Regions from separate parts of the Homo sapiens genome. Here region 1 is linked to region 2. The links are chromatin contacts, found by Hi-C or POLR2A ChIA-PET in ENCODE. All regions are on one chromosome and are shown on one strand. Each heading gives the region's core, a stretch centred on a gene start or an enhancer-like site at or near the end of the contact. The rest is flanking DNA. Distances are from core to core; before and after follow the strand shown.

Evidence for each region. Hi-C counts contacts between places; a loop is a spot of excess contacts on that map. ChIA-PET counts read pairs that join two places held with the same protein, here RNA polymerase II (POLR2A). Pooled maps may share reads with other maps.
Region 1: a loop to region 2 is called in a map of sigmoid colon, with 4 times the contacts of the local background. The contact joins the promoter of ZNF516-AS1 here to the enhancer-like site in region 2. A Hi-C loop is called at or near these places in 47 of 168 maps with a recorded cell type or tissue (CD14-positive monocyte, CD4-positive, alpha-beta T cell, CD4-positive, alpha-beta memory T cell and 30 more), 20 of 37 single-sample maps with no recorded cell type and 43 of 50 pooled maps. POLR2A ChIA-PET finds 5 or more read pairs at or near these places in 11 of 52 experiments (A673, BJ, CD4-positive, alpha-beta T cell and 7 more).

The regions. Positions count from the first base shown.
Region 1 is chr18:76,490,213-76,492,912 of GRCh38, reverse strand. ZNF516-AS1 (ZNF516 antisense RNA 1) reads right to left here and starts at 1,261. Exons shown (of 2, transcript NR_136504.1): 1 at 1,224-1,261; 2 at 1-156. All of the region lies in intron 1 of ZNF516 (zinc finger protein 516), which reads left to right. RefSeq lists an enhancer at 560-609 and a silencer at 1,270-1,359.
Region 2 is chr18:76,444,555-76,447,296 of GRCh38, reverse strand. All of the region lies in intron 2 of ZNF516 (zinc finger protein 516), which reads left to right. Among named protein-coding and RNA genes, the nearest start is that of ZNF516-AS1, 46 kb to the left of the region's middle. RefSeq lists enhancers at 1-41, 42-620, 621-1,199. Within about 2 kb of position 1,381, at least 8 of the 41 ENCODE cell types and tissues checked have a DNase peak (open chromatin) inside an H3K27ac peak, as active enhancers do; they include gastrocnemius medialis, heart right ventricle and ovary, where a contact is called at or near this core.

The DNA.
Region 1 (2,700 bases), core at 12-2,511, 46 kb before region 2:
TCTGCATTTACACAGATGTGTGATGTAGACGTGGACACGCTTTTATTCGAGTCAGTTCGGCTACATGGGCACGCAGCAGCCCCCACGGAGCGCCTCCCCCTCCGAACGTTCTGTGAAGCATGGGGTTTAGAAGCACTTTCAGATTCAGGTCGGAACCTGCAGAAGGGGGAGAAAAGAGGAGGGCTGTGATTGTTTCTCAGCAACTGGGGACTCGAAACGTGCGGTTTCTCTGGCCTTGGTGCCTGGGCACGCGCGCCCTGGTGCGTTTTTGGTTCAGGTGATGATGGAACCCACTCGCCCGGGCAAAGCGAACTGAGAACGCGGATTGCTGAAACTGATGTGAACTCCGTAGAAAAGTGAAGGGCAGCATGTGTCTTCCAACTTCACATGTGATTTTCTCACTGGGAGTTGATGCCTAGTCCCTGGCAAATTCTAGAAGGTGAAGCGCTCGTGGCCAGTGAAAGTTCGGCTGCCCACCCGCCTCCTGAACGCTGCGCCCTGGCTGCGTCTGACCCGCACAATGGGCGTATTCACGGGCACAGCGCGTCACCGGCCACCCCACGCTTGCAGCTGACTTACTGTGGCACCGACTTTCTCAGGAATATCGGTAGTGATGTGTGTGGCTCGCGTAGTACGCACCTCGGGAAGCGTACGGACCCGACCTGAGCCGAGCAGCATCTCCGTGTAAATGTTGGAGACGCGGTGTCTTCCGGGAGCACCGCGGGGTTGCTGCGCTTCTGTACCCACCGGGATGGGGATGATGCAATGGAGAGGTTAAGGACCCACGTGCCCACTACCTCCCCGGAGACCCCTGCAGGGAGACCCCTGGGAGGGACCTCGTCCATGCGCGGGTGTGCCCGGCCACCAGGCCGCACCGAGGTCACCCGAGGGTCCGTGGGCGACCTTCGTCCTCCTCTTCTGCAGAAATCTAACTCGGTTACAAGGTAGCGTCCGACTCCGCGCCTTCCCTCCCACTCGGGCCATTTCCGCCCCCCAGCCCGAGTTCCACCCAATTCTGCCCCTCCCCAATCTCAGGAGCCGGCGGAACCGGGACTGGGCAGCCCTGGGAGGTGTCGTTGGATTAAATCATTCCTATTTCGGTGTGTCTGAGCAGCAGCGGCGCTGGGGCGCTACTGGGGGACCTGGGGCACGCGCGGCCAGGGGCCGGGGGCGAGAGCGCAGGGCGGCCCTCTGGGCTGGGGGCGGGTCGGGGGGGGACTCACCTGCCCGCCCCGGGGTGGGGGCGGTGGCCGCTTGTTGCTGGGCTGCCAGGAGGAGGGCCGTGGGCGGGGCGGGAAGGGGCGGAGAAGCACGGGGAGGGCCTGGCCCGCCGCCCCCGCCCCCCGGCGCCCGCCCCCCGCCCCCCGCCCCCGTCATGTGGAGCGGACGTCACACGCCTGCACTGTAACCCAAGAAGTGAAAGAGACGGACCCACAGCCCAACTTCGCACCATAACAAAGGCGGGGGTCTGTGCGGGCCGGGGGGCGGGGGCGGGCGGGGCGGGCGGGGGGAGCCGGCGGGGGCGGGAGCGAGGCCCGGAGGAGGAGAGAGGGGGCTGCGGGGGGAAGGGCAGGCCGCGGGGTTGGGGGGAGCGAGCGGATGGGGCTGTGGAGGGCCGGGGCCGGGGCCGGGGCCGGGGAGGGGGGCGGGTCCGGTCCGGAACTGGGGTCTGCGCGGGGCTCCGGGCCGGGGCAGGCGGGGGTCCGCGCGGCGGCGTGGACCGGGCTCCGGGGGCCGAGGCGCGGCGGAGCCCAGGTAATTGGTTTCTATTTTAAACTTCACTTTGTTCTGGCGGAGGTGGGGCGGTGGGAAAGGCGTGGCCCCGAGGACGATTACATAAGTGTTCACACCTGAACCGGTCCTGCGCCCGCGAGCGGATTTGGGGTGGGAGTTGGCGGTGGGCACCCGGGCTTGGGGCGCCTCGCGAGGGGCTGCTGCGTGGGGGTTTTGTGTTCTGCGTGTGTGACCTCACAGTGTCTCCGCGGTAAAGAGGCCGGGGATGGCTCTGTGGACTGCCTGGAAAAGCCCAGATGTGCCCGTGGGCGTTGGGCTGGCCTTCCAGGGGTGTCCCCTGCGTAACAAAGGACGGAGCCCTCGGACCCTCCGGTCCGCTCGTCGTGTGACTTAACCAGCAAGTCACAAAAGGAACTTTAGTGGGGATCCTACTTACACATACAGCAGAAAGGCATTGCCCCCGTCAGCCTGCCATGCAGTTTCGAATCTTGATTGAAGGTAATTTAAAAGCTGAGTGATGTACGTTCACCATGGGGCTATGGAGTAAATACTATTAAAGAAAATGACCCGAGTAGATGCAACGGTGGCTAGCCTCCCAAAAGGAGCTTTTCCAGCTTATTTTAAAAACCACCTTATTAATATGATTGAAGTATTTTGGTTTAGGGATGTGTTACTTAAAAGAGCTAGGCATGCATGTTATTTGATAGGATACTGGCTACTGCCGTGTAAAATAAAAAGAGCTCATTTTATCATTTGTTCCAGCTTCATTTTCACTTGCATTCTTTGATTATGTCGTCAGGTAACTGTTATTTATATTTACACAGACCAGCCAGAATTAAATATGCCACATACCACTATTGTGCATGGGTCTGAGAACCCCTCGCCCCCCCTTAGTAAAATTGGAGAGTGAAGTTGCGTAGGAGCCTGCCGTGGTGTCAGGGGTTTGAGAGTTGGGTTACTTGTAGG
Region 2 (2,742 bases), core at 132-2,631:
AAGCACAGCCCGTCGTGCCAGCAGGGCCGCTGACGTCCCAATAATCCTCCTAATTGGGGCGGCCGCCCATGGCGTGTTTTGAAGTTGGAAGCTCTGAGGACAGCATTCTTGTTCTTTTTTTGGAAGGGATGCCCTTGTCTTAAATAGCAATTTTTGCCTGCAGCTAAAAAGAATGATTACAGAGATCTTTTGATTTGGCCACTGAGTAACCCCTTAGGAGAGTTCGTTGCAGGGAATTAATTTTTGACTGTTTCTTTAAGGTTTGAGAAACTTTGCTAGTCAACTGTGGACATCAGGAGGGGATCACTTAATCAACCCCTGGGCAGAGGCAGCTTTGCTCACGTGTCCTTCAGATAATGGCGGTTTGGGCTTAACTTGGTTACTGTCTCAGCACTTTTTCTATTTCTACATTTATGTATCTTTCCCTTCACAATGTTCTTAAGTCTAAAAACACATCCTGTGCAGTTCTCACAGGGATTTACAGCAGGTCTTATTTTTGAAAGATGGGACAGGCGGAGAGGTAGTGAGCAGGAAATAGGAAAGAAGGAAGAGCTTGCTTTGTTGATCGCAGAGCATCGTGGATGCTGCTCCTTGAACGTCTGCCTGTAAATTGCAGGGCTCTGCAAGTTTCGGGGAAAGCTTTTAAGTGAGTTTAAGGAAATGGAGACTGCATTCTCTAGTCACCGGGTGCCTGAGGGCCAGGGTTCAGGCTCTAGCTAGGGCGGGGGTACCGGGGAGTCAAGGCTGTGCAAGGATTGGATGGGTCCGATGCTGGCACAAAGGCCTTTCAGATGTACAAGGGCCATGCTCCTTGATACTGTGCCATCTTCCGCTCAGCCGTGGTCATGGCCCAGGATGCCGAGGCTGTGCTGCTGAGCTGGGCTAGATGGGGCTGTATTTGGGGGCTCTGGTGATCCACGAGCGAGAGTGTCTGTATTTCCCCAGCACTCCTGGAAGGGTACCTGCAGGGTAGGAAGCTGCCTGGGATGAGAAGAGGGGCCTAAGTGCCAGGTGTGTGTTTGCCTGGATGTCCCTGGGGTCTGGATGCTGTGGGCTCTGAGGGGGTCACTGGATTTTATAGAAGGAGGCATTTGCAAGGGGCTTCGGTGACATGTGGCTTCTTCTTATTGTTTCTCTGTGCCTGACAGAGGAGGGGACGAGTTGAGGGCGTGAAGGACACGCCTAGAAAGGCATGTGGCTGGTGACTGGGAGCATGAGGGCTGGGACCAGGGTTCCCAACTGCACGTGTGCACTTTGTGCTGAATGCCCTGTGTTGGCCATGACCCTGTGACCTGCACGCTGACGGGTGCACAGCTGCTGGCACACAGCTGGCTGGCACAGAGGCCGCTTCTCTGGGCGCAGACCCCAGGAGCTGCTGCTCTGAAAGAAGGCAGGAGCTGATAGCCCTAGAGCACAGGGTTTTGGTGATTGGTGTGAGTCTTTGCACAGAACAAATCTCCTTTTGCTTCATGCTGCACTCGAGGGCTGTCTCTAACGGCCCTGACCAGGCCTGGGCTCCTCCTGGGTGAATCCTGTCTCTGGAGCTGGCTTCTGGCAGTTGAATTCTCTCGAACTGGAGAAGTGTCTTGACATTTAACATCCTTTATAGACAAACGTTGGAGGTCCAGGGGAGTCTGTACAATTATTTCAGAGCCACCAATTTCCAGGATTTTAGTTGTTTTTCTTTTCTTCCCTGTAAACGTATTTTCTATATGATTGTTCGCACTTGTAAGGTTTTTATACCACATCCAGTCACTAAGTTAGATATAAATAGTGTGTTTCATTCATACTTTGAATATCAGATTCAGCATTTTTGTGGGGGAGTGAACTGGGGCCTGGGGAAGGACGAGGCTTTCCTGTGAATCACTTGCCTTGTAAAATCATCATAAATCATTACACAGCCATCCACAATGAGTGCCAAGACCAAAATCATTTAAATTAGCTTGGAGTAAAAGGTCATTAAGAAATCTTCCTGGTAAGCTTATTTACTTCTCCAGTTTTGGGGGAAGTTTTAATGTTGTTGTTGTTTTTTTTTTTTTGGAGATGGAGTCTTGCTCTGTCACCCAGGCTGGGGTGCAGTGGCATGATCTCAGCTCACTGCAACCTCCCTCTCCCGGGTTCAAGCGATGCTCCTGCCTCAGCCTCCCGAGTAGGTGGGACTACAGGTGCACACCATCATGCCTGGCTAATTGTTGTTTTTTATTGGAGCAAGTGGGTTTTGGCTCCTCTGGGTGGGCATCTCTCTCATGCCCGCTCTGTTGCATGGCTCTGCTGGGTGCGTTCCTGGAGGAAGGAGCAGAACCTCTGTGTTGCTGCTTTTCATTTGCTGCTGAGGCTGCTCGTGTTTCCTTAGGCGCCTCCAAAGCGGGGCTTTCTGGAAAGACATTGTGAAGCCTATAATTCTTGATAAGGTTTCTACCTGGCGCTGTATTTGCCTGTGAGAGGGCACAGCATGGGGTCTGTCTTTTCAGAAGGCTCCTGTCTTGCTGTTATCTGGGCCCTCGGGAGTTGAAGTATTAATACAAAATGCTCAGAATCCCCGACCCCCGTGGGGGAGGTATGGGGACACTCTTGACACCGACACTGATTTTTTAGCTCATGCCCCTTCACCCCCTCAGGTCTATTATCAGTATTCTTTTCTGTGTCCCATCTGCTTCCATGAAAACCTGGGAGGCTGCAAAACTCGGAGCAAACAGGGAGCTGCCACCCCAGGTCTTTTCGTGGGTGGCCCTGTCATCTTTC